Regions from separate parts of the Mus musculus genome. Here region 1 is linked to region 2. A link is a loop called in an ENCODE intact Hi-C map of the cell type or tissue named here. Cell type or tissue: gastrocnemius. All regions are shown on one strand. Each heading gives the region's core, and the rest is flanking DNA. Links, peaks and the distances in the headings are about the cores only. Region 1 has its middle 48 kb from the start of 4921525O09Rik. Region 2 has its middle 8.0 kb from the start of Gm33041.

Region 1 (5,384 bases), core at 274-5,273, 70 kb after region 2:
CTGTGACCCCTGCCCTGGGGAGGCAGAGACAGTCACATTCACCGGCCAGCCAGCCTAGCAAATGTGTGAGCTCCAGGTTGAGTGATAGACCATGTATTAGAAACAAAGGTAGAGAGTGACTGAGGAAGACCTAACATCCATCTCTGGCCTCTCTATGCACCTATAAATGTGCGCTTACACACATACATATATGCATGCACATAGGGACATTGGGAGCACTGATGCACAGTCAACACCCTCCAGATCTGAACATCAGACTGTAGGAGCTCAGACTTCTGTTTTGGCGACACACATTAGTTACTGCTCTTTTTTTTTTTTTTAATCTAACAGGGACACAGTGACTTCTACGATGACTTTAACTGTCTGATGTGGAAGGCAAGCCATTCCTGAGCTTTCTTTCAGACCAATACCACAGATGCTGGAAAGCCTGTCTTAAATCCCCTTGATTTTCTTCTTTATCCTTTCCTCTGTCTGGCTTAGCTCTCAGTTCTCCAAGCTGCTAACTTCTGTAGGAACAGGGCAGGTCTAGTTGAACATTGAAGTGTCAATCAGTGATATTCTCAAAGAGAGTTGATGACAAAGAGAAAATATATTAACAAGGTTTTAATTTTAAAAACAAATAGAATAACTTATTAACAAGCACTTACTTGGGAAAGCCTAGGTTTAACCTCTCAGAATCTCAACTGGAGGGATGATTCATGTTAACTCCGGGTGCCTCATGTACATTCTTGACTTCCTATCCATGCAGGCCAAGGGTTCTCAGCCTTCCCAGTGCTGCCACCCTTTCATACAGTTCTTCATGTTGTGGTGACCCCCCAACCGTAAAATTATTCCACTGCTACTTCATAACTGTAATTTTGCTACTGTTATTAATTGTAAATAATTGTAAAATTGCAAATAACTAATATGTGGGGTATCTGATATGGGAGCCTTATGGGGGGATCACAACCAACAGGTTGAGAACTTCTAGGCCTTTGTAGACCTGTGGACATGTGGAGCCATCCCATGCATGCACATGGTGGAAGGGCAGATACTCTGACCAAGGATGAATGTCCTCTCTTCTGTGCCCATCTGCCCTTAGACCATAGGTTGACAGGGTGGGCAGAAGTACAGGGTGTAGAACAGAAGGACTTCTGGGGCCTTGGCAAGGGGAAGCACTCCTACATCAGGAGAGGTAGAGAAAGGGGCTGGAACCCAAAGGACCCTGAGTGGGTAGAGTAATGTGTGGGTAAAGATCTCTGTGCCCATGTGAAGCCTGGGTGCTCCGTTTGGCTCAGTTCCTCTGAATAGGTATCTTTCCTACCATCATCGGCCCAAAGACAGAAGTTTGGACCATAGAGTTCTCCCTAGGGTCCATGTGGCAAAAGAGAGCAGAAGTCACTGCAGACAGGGCACCCAGCAATTCCTCTGAGGGGAAACATTCCAAAAAGGAGCGTGGAGGGTCATGAGACCCAGTGAGTAAATAAACTCCACATGTCTGGGAAAGCAGAAAGGTGTAAGATTCTCACGCCCCCCCTCCCCAGCTTTATAGTAACAGTAAGCAGCTGCTGGGGGGCGGGGAGAGGAGCCTGGCCAGCTGAGCTGCAAAGCACTTCTCAAACACATGGAGCTGCCTGCGAACTGTGCAGAGGCATCCAGGGATGTAAGGTGTGCAAGATGCCATGAATGTAAGTTGTCATTATGCCAGACTGGGAATTCCAGTGACCCAGATGCCTTCGAGTCTCCCATGCTTCTTTAAGTGACCCCTTACTTAGACTTCTGTGTCACACCTCCCCAGGAAAAGTCTCACCCAACAGGGCTTTTAGGAGGTGGCACTTTCCAAGAGATCTTGAGTCACTGAGAGCTTGGCCCTGCGGTAGACTGGGGAACCCCCACCCTGCCAGTCTTTCTCTTCTTCTTGCTCTTGGCTTCAGGGCTCTGCCTTGTGCTGTAGACTGGGCTCTCCCAAAATGTGAGCTCAGCCTAACCTCTTCTCCTTACAGCAATGGAGAGACACGATGTGTCCTCCGCACAGCGCAAGATCCAGAAATCATCCTCACTCAGCACCTCCACACATAGATGCGATTGGCTTTCTTACTATTTTGATGAGACTTAAAATGTATCGTTGGTTGGTACGGGGTCAAGAGTGTGGCATTTCTTGTCTCTGAGCACAGTGGCGGGAATCAGTTATGATAAGATTCACCCACTTAAAACAGAAGTGTGGAAGTGGCAGGTTAAAGAAGGTAGGGAATGTTTTTATCTCACATAAACAAGTCCTAAGAAAGCAGTCCTGGCTTGCTCCTGATGCTCCGTTCCAGCATCCTTTGTGAACAGCTTCCAATAAGGCAATCTTATGGTTCAGGATGACTGTTGGTGCCCAGAGATCACAGAAAATGAGTGATGTGTCTCTCGTCCAAGGTGCACTTGAAACTGTTATTTCTGCTGCTTACATTCTATGGCCAGCTCTAAGCTCCAACCAGAACCAGTTGCAACAGAGGCCAAGAAATGTGGACTCAGTGGTAGAGTGCCCACCTAGCATGCTTAATGCTTGGAGCCCTGAGTTCAGTCCAGAGAGAGAGAGAGAGAGAGAGAGAGAGAGAGAGAGAGAGAGAGAATTGATTTTATGTGCCTGGGTTTTTTGTTGTTGTTGTTGTTGTTGTTGTTATATTTGCAATAAGACTTTTGTGTCTCAGGAAGGAGGGAAGACATCAGATATTGGCTGGGCAAATACAATCTCTGCCTTATAGCATGGAATCAAATGTTGGCAATGGAGTCCACTTGCAGATGTCTGCACACAGTTTCAGAAACTCCACAGTCTGTTTAGACTAGAAAAAATCTTGGCCTCACAATATACAGCCCTTCACTGTCTACTTCAAAACTTTATTTCAAAACTGCTTGTCTTAGGATTTTACTGCTGTGAGCAGACATCATGACCAAGGCAACTCTTATAACGTCATTGTTTAATTGTGACTGGCTTACAGGTTCAGAGATTCAGTCCATTATCATCAAGACTGGAACATGGCAGCATCCAGGCAGGCATGGTTCAGGAGGAGCTGAGAGTTCTACATCTTCATCTGAAGGCTGCTAGCAGAATACTAGCTTCCAGGCAGCTAGGATGAGGGTCTTATAGCCCACACCCACAGTAACCTACTCCAACAGGGCCACACCTAATAGTGCCACTCCTTGGCCAAGCATACATAAACCATCACATTCCACTTCCTGGCCCACATAGGCTTGTTGAAACATGAGTCTGTGGGGGCCATACCTAAACATAGCATAATGAAAAATACATTTAGTCCAACTTCTAAAGTCCTCATAGTCTAAAGCAGTCTCAACAATGTTAAAAGTCCAAAGTTCAAAGTCTCTTCTGAGATTCATCTGATCACTTAGCTGTAATCCCCAAAGCAAGACAGGAAACCAGCTGGGCAAACTCCAAACGCTGCATCACCATGGCTGACTTCAAAGTGGTCTTCAGATCTCCAACTCCTTTTTCATCTTTGTTGACTGCAACAAAGTTCTTTCTCCTAGGCTGGTTCCACTCCCTGTTAGCAGCTTTCCTCAGCAGATAGCCCACAGCTCTGGAATCTGGAACATCTTGGAGGCTCCAAGGCAACTTCAGTGTTACAGCTTCTTGTTTCAACATCCACACATGATCTTCTGGGCTATTCCAAAGGACTGGCATCACTTCTCCGGCTCTGCCCTTTGTAGCACTCTAAGCTCAGGTTGATCTACTCCACTGCTGCTGCTGTTCTTGGTGATCATCCCATGATACTGGCATCTCCAATATACTGGAGTCTTTTGCTGCAACTAGGCTTCATCAATAGCCTTTCATAGACTTTCTTCATGGTGCCAAGCCTCCACTCCTTTGCATGTCCCCTTCAGTCCTGGGCCATCAACTGCAACTGAGGCAGCACTTTCACCAATGGCCTTCCATGGCCTCTCACAGTATCAAGCCTCAACTGCTCTTCATGATGTCTTCATGCCTTCAAAACCAGTACCACCTGGTGGCTCTTCCATATTACCAAGTACAGCTGCAGCACAAGATACAGCCTTGGCTATCTCTGGAGCACAGCTTCTTTATGCTCTCAGAAAACTCTTCCCAGAAGATTTCACCTCAGTGATGCTCGTTTCTTCTTAATCACCACTAATTTCTTAACTCCAGCTAGCCAGCATCAACTGTCCCAGTAATCCCTTCTATTCTGGACTCTAAAGCCAGAGACACACTGTCAAAGCTGCCAAGTTCTGCTGCTTGCTGGGGCTGGAACATGGCTCCCTTGTTCTATTATATTATCACCACCTTTCTGTTTTCCAACTCCTTCACTGCCTAAGACTGGCTGTCCTGGAAGCTGCTCTGTAGACTGACTTTGAACGCAGAGATCAGCATGCCTGTTTCCTAAGGACTGGGATTAAAGGTGTGGTCTACCATGCCTGGATTTAAATTATTCTTCACTTAGAACTTGCTCCAGGCTGGCCTTGAACTCAGAGATCTGCTTGTCTTTGCCTCCTAGGTTTAAAGGCTTATACTACCATGCCTGTACCTATACTTGGCTGGGCAGGATCTAGCCCCAAAATCACTACTCCCTTAATTCAATTTAATATCTTCTTTTTGTTGTTGTTGTTTTTGGTTTTTCAACACAGGGTTTCTCTGTGCAGCCCTGGCTGTCCTGGAACTCACTCGATAGACCAGGCTGGCCTCAAACTCAGAAATCCGCCTGCCTCTGCCTCCCAAGTGCTGGGATTAAAGACGTGCGCCACCACTGCCCAGCAATTTAATATCCTTGAACCCAGGATTCAGCTCCATATCATTTCCTGGTGCCCCTTTAATATCAAACAACATATAAAATATTTTCCATTCTCAGCTTGCTGCGCTTGTTTAAAATGCTCTTCATGAGAGTTAACCAGAGAACAAAGTCTATGATGGGTGTTTCTGAGACTTCCTTTGTCAGCACAATTAATCTGAGTCTCTTCACCTTAGCCTCAGGCAGTCTCTTCAGACAAGGGCAAAAAGTAGCCACATTCTTCACCAAAGTATCACAAAATTATTCTCTAGGCCTCATATTGAAATTCTTCACTGACACCTCTTGGGTCAGGTCAGCACAATTCAAATCACTCTCAGTCTTCCATAGTCCTACTAGGATGGCCCATTAAGCTCCATTTAAAGCATTCCACTGCTTTCTAGATCCAAAGTCCCAAAATCCACATTCCTCCAAACAAAAGCATGGTCAGGCCTCTCACAGCAATATGTCCCTGTCCCTGGTACCAACTTCTGTGTTAGTTAGGGTTTTACTGCTGTGAAGAGACACCATGACCAAGGCAACTCTTAAAAGGACAACATTTAATTGGGGCTGGCTTACAGGTTCAGAGGTTCAGTCCAGTATCATCAAGGCAGGAGCATGACAGCATCC
Region 2 (5,384 bases), core at 268-5,267:
AGGTGACGTCTCTGACATACATAAAGCCCAAAATTATTCAGAATATGGACTTGACTATACACTACCTTAAAAGGTTGGATTATATCATGTGAGTATACACATACACACAACCTTTAATGTCACAAATTCCAGAATGGTCTAAAATCTCATTAAAATCTGGGACACACTTGATGAACGGATGAAGAAAAATGTGGCCTGTGCTCACAATGGGCCATGGTTCAGCCACAAAGGCTGATAACCTGTCACTGGCGACAAATCCGACTGCACAGGAGGACCTTGGGCTAAGTGAGGCAAACCAGGCACCGAAAGACAAATGGGGCATGATCTCAGTGCATGTGGAATCTGAAAGTTGATGTCATAGGAGAGACTGGGACGATGATCACCAGAGGCTGGGGAGAGGAGAGCAGGAGAGAGCAAGCAGGAAGAGACTGAGCACCAGGCACAGGGTTATACTGAGACAGGAGCAAGGCATGCTGGTACTCTGCTGCAGAGAAGTGGGCAGTGATGCCAAATACATATTACCCCACATCTGTGGGGTAAGCTACGAGAACATCTGGAGAGAGTTGACAGTATTTTAATGATAAGTATCTAAAGAGATCAATATATGACTTGTTCATTGCATAAGGTACTCAGACTGGTTTAAAAATTATGTAATGCACACATGTATCAAAAGAACTCGTAGTACTCCATAAATGTGCACAGTTATAACTTGTTGATTAAGATTTGGGGGTGTACAAGTCACCACCAGGTTGAGAGCCCATGTCACCAGCTACTCAGTTGGAAATGACTGCAAAGCTTGCTACTGTCCAGTGCTGGTAATGGGTTGGGCCTCTCACCAGCAAACTGCATTCAGAAGACAGTTCCATTCCTCAGTCTCCCTTTAAAAATATGTGTGTGCAAGAATATGCACATCCCGGGTGGTCAAGCACTCCCCCTTCCAAGTGTGAGGACCTGAATTTGAGATGCAGAACTAATATTTAGAAACAACTTGTGGTGATGTGTGTGCCTGTAACCTCAGCTCTGCAGGGGCTCCTGGCCAGCCAACCTTGCCAAATACTAAGCTTCAGGATCAGCGGCTAAGGTTGTTTCACAATTAAAGGAGCAGAACAACCAGGACAGATACCCAATGTCAAGCTTAGTCTACACACACACACACACACACACACACACACACACACACACACGCACACGCACATCCATATGCATACACACACCCTTACGAAGATACAGCTGTCAGTGTGGTTGTAGGTTTAACATGGGCTATTTAGAGATGTGGGTGTGACCCATCCAAGAACGTTTTATTCTGACAGCAGAATGTCTCACTTCTTGCTAATTGTCTTGAGATATTGGAAGAAGAGGCTGTGGTAGCTTGATGTGCAGAACTGTATGCCCTCTATAGTCATAACCATTCCCACCCCCAAACACTGTGGTGCCAACCCAGCCTGGACATGGCTTCCCAGTATTGTCTCTCATGGCAGCCATGTGCCACCAATGTCCGAGGGTTGGGGATTGGAACCCAGACCAAGGTCAAAGAAAACAAGAGAAGAGGCCAGAAGAGGGTGGCTAAGTGAACAACTTCACATCGGCCAAGTTCAATGTTCCAAATAATCTTCTCACTGACAATGGTCTTATTTCCATTGGCCACAGGATGCTAATCCCCTCCCAAGCTCAGGCCAGTATTGCTCACTACGGATTTCCTTCCCTAACTTCCAGGGCGAAGACCCTCAGCAAGCAACATGCAAGACTGTGCAGACCCTTGGACTATTGCAGGGTCTGTGTATAGTCTACTCATGTCCTCTATGAGTAGAGTGGGGACATGTTCCCCCTGAGCTAGGACAGTAGTTATCTATAAAACCAGAGTCCCCCAGACTCAAAACCCGACAGCTCTGCCGGGTGACAGGGCACCACAGCAGTGATTCAGATGTCGCTTTTACACAATGACCTCAAATCCATACACATTAGGGAAAGATTATGCCATCTGCTCACCATCTGCTAAGGACAAAACAACTCATCTTTAAAGTTGTCCTAGGAATTGGGTCTGCGGTTCCGCCAAGGATCATGGTGCCTTTTAAAGTTTCTGGTCACCTTAACTCGGAATTACAACAACCAAGCCAAAGGTCATTAGACCAGTACCTTGGTGACAAGACACCAAAGCAAAGTGCTGGAGTGATGGCTCACCAATTAAGAGCACTTGCTGCTCTTCCAGAGGACCTGGGTTTGATTCTCGACATCCACAGGAGGGCCACAGATCTGAAACCCCAGTTCTAGGGATATAACACCTTCTTCTTGCCTCTGTGGGAACCAGGCACATATATGGTGCATTGATATATGCATAGTTGAAATACCCATACACATAAAATAAAAGTAAGTTAATGTAAAAGGACATGAAATCATTTTAGCCCAACACATAGAGATGCACTTACAAGAAAGCCTAGTCTCAAAACTACACCAGGATTCCTGGAGGGGACATACTCTGTCACCCACTGAGCTGTCATCCACTGACGTTGGATGAAGGCCCACACTTGGAGGACAACACATGGAACCATATGGATTTCCATTTTCATTTTAAGGAGTCTGCTAAAGACTCTGGCTACAGGACCAGATGTCCCTTGTGAGAAAAACCCAGGGGTCAGAAGAGTTATAGAGGAGGGAGGGATGGATACACAAGGAGACTGGAGAGATAACAGAGATGCTTCCAGAAATGACTCACTCGGGCGCTGGCGGGAATGGAGCTGGGGAACATCTCCACCAGTGTTTTCCTTTTTATGTGTGTGAGTACGTCATCATGGAAGAATCCCACGCTACAAAATAAAGATCACTTCCAACTGTTAAAAATGGACATTAAGGTTGATCAAAACCATGTTTCCTATGGACGAGCAGGGCTGGTTGGTAGCCATGGGTGTTCAGGGATCCGCTGCTCTTCTATTACAGTGATGTGTCTGCCAGTAAATGGACACTTACACTTAATTAAATCAAATAGATAATAGATGAATAATGGATAAATAGGTGATAGATAAATAGATAAGTGATAGATTGTAGATGATAGATAGATAGATAGATAGATAGATAGATAGATAGATAGATAGATAGATAGATACATACATACATACATACATACATGCATGATAGGTACATAGATGATAGATACATTAGATGATAGATAAAATGATTGACTATAGATAGATGATTGGAAGAGATTGATCATAGACTGCTGGTTCATAGGACCTGTGATAGTCACAGGGGGACATCAAACTATTAGCTAGTAAATTTGAAGGAAAAATGAAATGACTCATTTCTCAAGGGAATTAAATTGACAACCTTAGCTGAAGAAACATAAAAGACTGAAAATTATGAAAATTAAAAAGGGAAAAGCCAAGGGAACAAAGGCCATATAAGAAATCTTTTTAAAGCAAGAATTTGAATGCTGGTATCTGAGACTTCTAAAGGGGAAAAATGAACTTATTATTTTCAGAAACTATCATAACTTGGACACAAAAGTTGACAGCTCACCAAAACAAAACCTTGGGCGACATCTACTTACCGTAGGTAGGTACAAAGATCACAAGAACAGAAGCAACGGCAGTCAGAAGACCACAGAGGCTTAGAAACAGTCACATTTCATGATTATCATGGTCTACCACAAAGAAGCCCAAGAAAAATACTCAGTCAAGAAACCCTGCCATCTGGGGAGAAACAGGCAAGTCTATGAAACCAAGCAGCAAGCGGCAGACTGTCAACCTTTGGTACCATATTTTCTGACTTGGGCACTGGACAGTAGGGAGAAGGGAGACAAAGAGTATCACATACACTCTCTGGCCCTGAAGCAAGCACAGAAGACAGTGTTTTAATGTGACAGAATCTGGGCTTTGGTCACTGCGCCGGATTGAGCAATGCAATGTCTAAGGTGAGACTCTTGCTATCATTGAACAGCACAGCAGCCTCAGTTCCTACCCACGATACAAACTAGATGGAGCAGAGGCCCTGTCCCCAAAAGGAGGGACCGCTTCCCTGGGATTTCGCTGAGCCCAGTTTATTCAGTAAGCAGGTTGTCCTAATGTCCTTTCTGTTGCCATAATAAAACACTAACCAGAGGCAACTTAGAGGAAGAAAGGGTTCATTTGGTGTATACGTTCATGTCACCAGTGATGGGAGTCAGGGCAAGACCTTAATTAGGCATTTGAAGCAGATCCCTGGAGGACACTGCTTGCTTGCTCTCTCCTGTTCCCTGGCTCATCTTAGTTATCTTCCTTATACAACCCAGGACCACCCGCTCAGGGAATAGCACCTTCCACAGAGGGTCTTCCATATCTATTAGCAATCAAGACAGTCTCTCACAGACATGGCCAGTCTGTCTGATCCTGGCAACCCCTCAGCTGAGACTCCTCATTCAGGTGACTCTAGGTTGTTCCAAGTTGCCAGCTGCAGCTGACTGTGACACTGGGGAACATGAAGGCTTCATGTTACTGGCCTCTGGTCAGCGTCAGATCAAACAGAGGGAAGCTGAGGGTCCAAGCCTTTAAGAAGTATGGCAAGGGTGTTTTCTGAAGTGCGTGCCCTCTGTCAGTGGCTATGAGCACAGCATCCAAGGCCCACACAGTATCACTGCTCCTGAGTGGGCTGGTCCATGGGTATGGAAGATTCATCCATCAGTTCCAGCAGGCCAGCACTTTAAGGTCATCAGAGCATTCTTTCTCTATAAATCCCTGTGCTGTGGAGCTGCCCATTGCCTGATAGCAAGGCTCAAGGGCGTGGGAGGCAGGGGAGAAGTTACTAGGGGGTTCAACTAGAAGGCTGACATTTCTTAAGCTTTGGAGAAGCCTCTGTTGATAAAGTATTTGCTGTGCAACCAAGAGAACCCATGTTCAGTACCACAGAACCCATATAAATAAAGCTAGACACAACAGTATGTACTTACAATCCCAGAACTGGGAGACAGAGACAGGGGGATCCTTGATGCTGGCCTGGCAGTCAGCTTAACTGAATCAGAGTGTCCCAGGTTCAGTGAAAAACCTTGTCTCAAAAACCAAACAACAACAACAAAGACAGAGAGTGATTGAGAAAAACACCCAAGATTAACCTCTGGCCTTCACACATACACACACTCTCACAGTGTTCAATTTTATAAAGGGTGCCGATGTGTTCACTGAGACTGTCTTTATGGTTTCTGAGAATAAGGTCAGTCTCTGTATCTGCATCAGAGAATTAGTGGGGAAATGGCCGAGTGAAGAGAAGTCAAGATGTCAGAAGTAGGCAATCTAGAGACACAGTCATTGTGGACAGAGTTCTTATTGCTTGCTTAGTTTTTGGTTCGCTCAGCTCAGTTGGATGACTGTAGCCTGTTTCCCAAGTATATGCAGTGGAGCTATTAGAAAAAAAAAATAATG

What was found. Hi-C counts contacts between places; a loop is a spot of excess contacts. Peaks named below come from ENCODE experiments on the same cell type or tissue, not always from the same donor. Only the 100,000 strongest peaks of a DNase experiment are listed, where the experiment ranks them.
Region 1: it touches region 2 in a loop (2.1-fold over the local background); 2 of 42 quality-filtered maps call a loop at or near these places.

Annotation. Positions count from the first base shown.
Region 1 is chr13:52,142,290-52,147,673 of GRCm38, reverse strand. No RefSeq gene overlaps it. Among named protein-coding and RNA genes, the nearest start is that of 4921525O09Rik, 48 kb to the right of the region's middle. In gastrocnemius, for the core only: no CTCF peak of the experiment used is centred there; no DNase peak of the experiment used is centred there.
Region 2 is chr13:52,212,197-52,217,580 of GRCm38, reverse strand. No RefSeq gene overlaps it. Among named protein-coding and RNA genes, the nearest start is that of Gm33041, 8.0 kb to the left of the region's middle. In gastrocnemius, for the core only: no CTCF peak of the experiment used is centred there; a DNase peak (open chromatin) is centred at 2,557.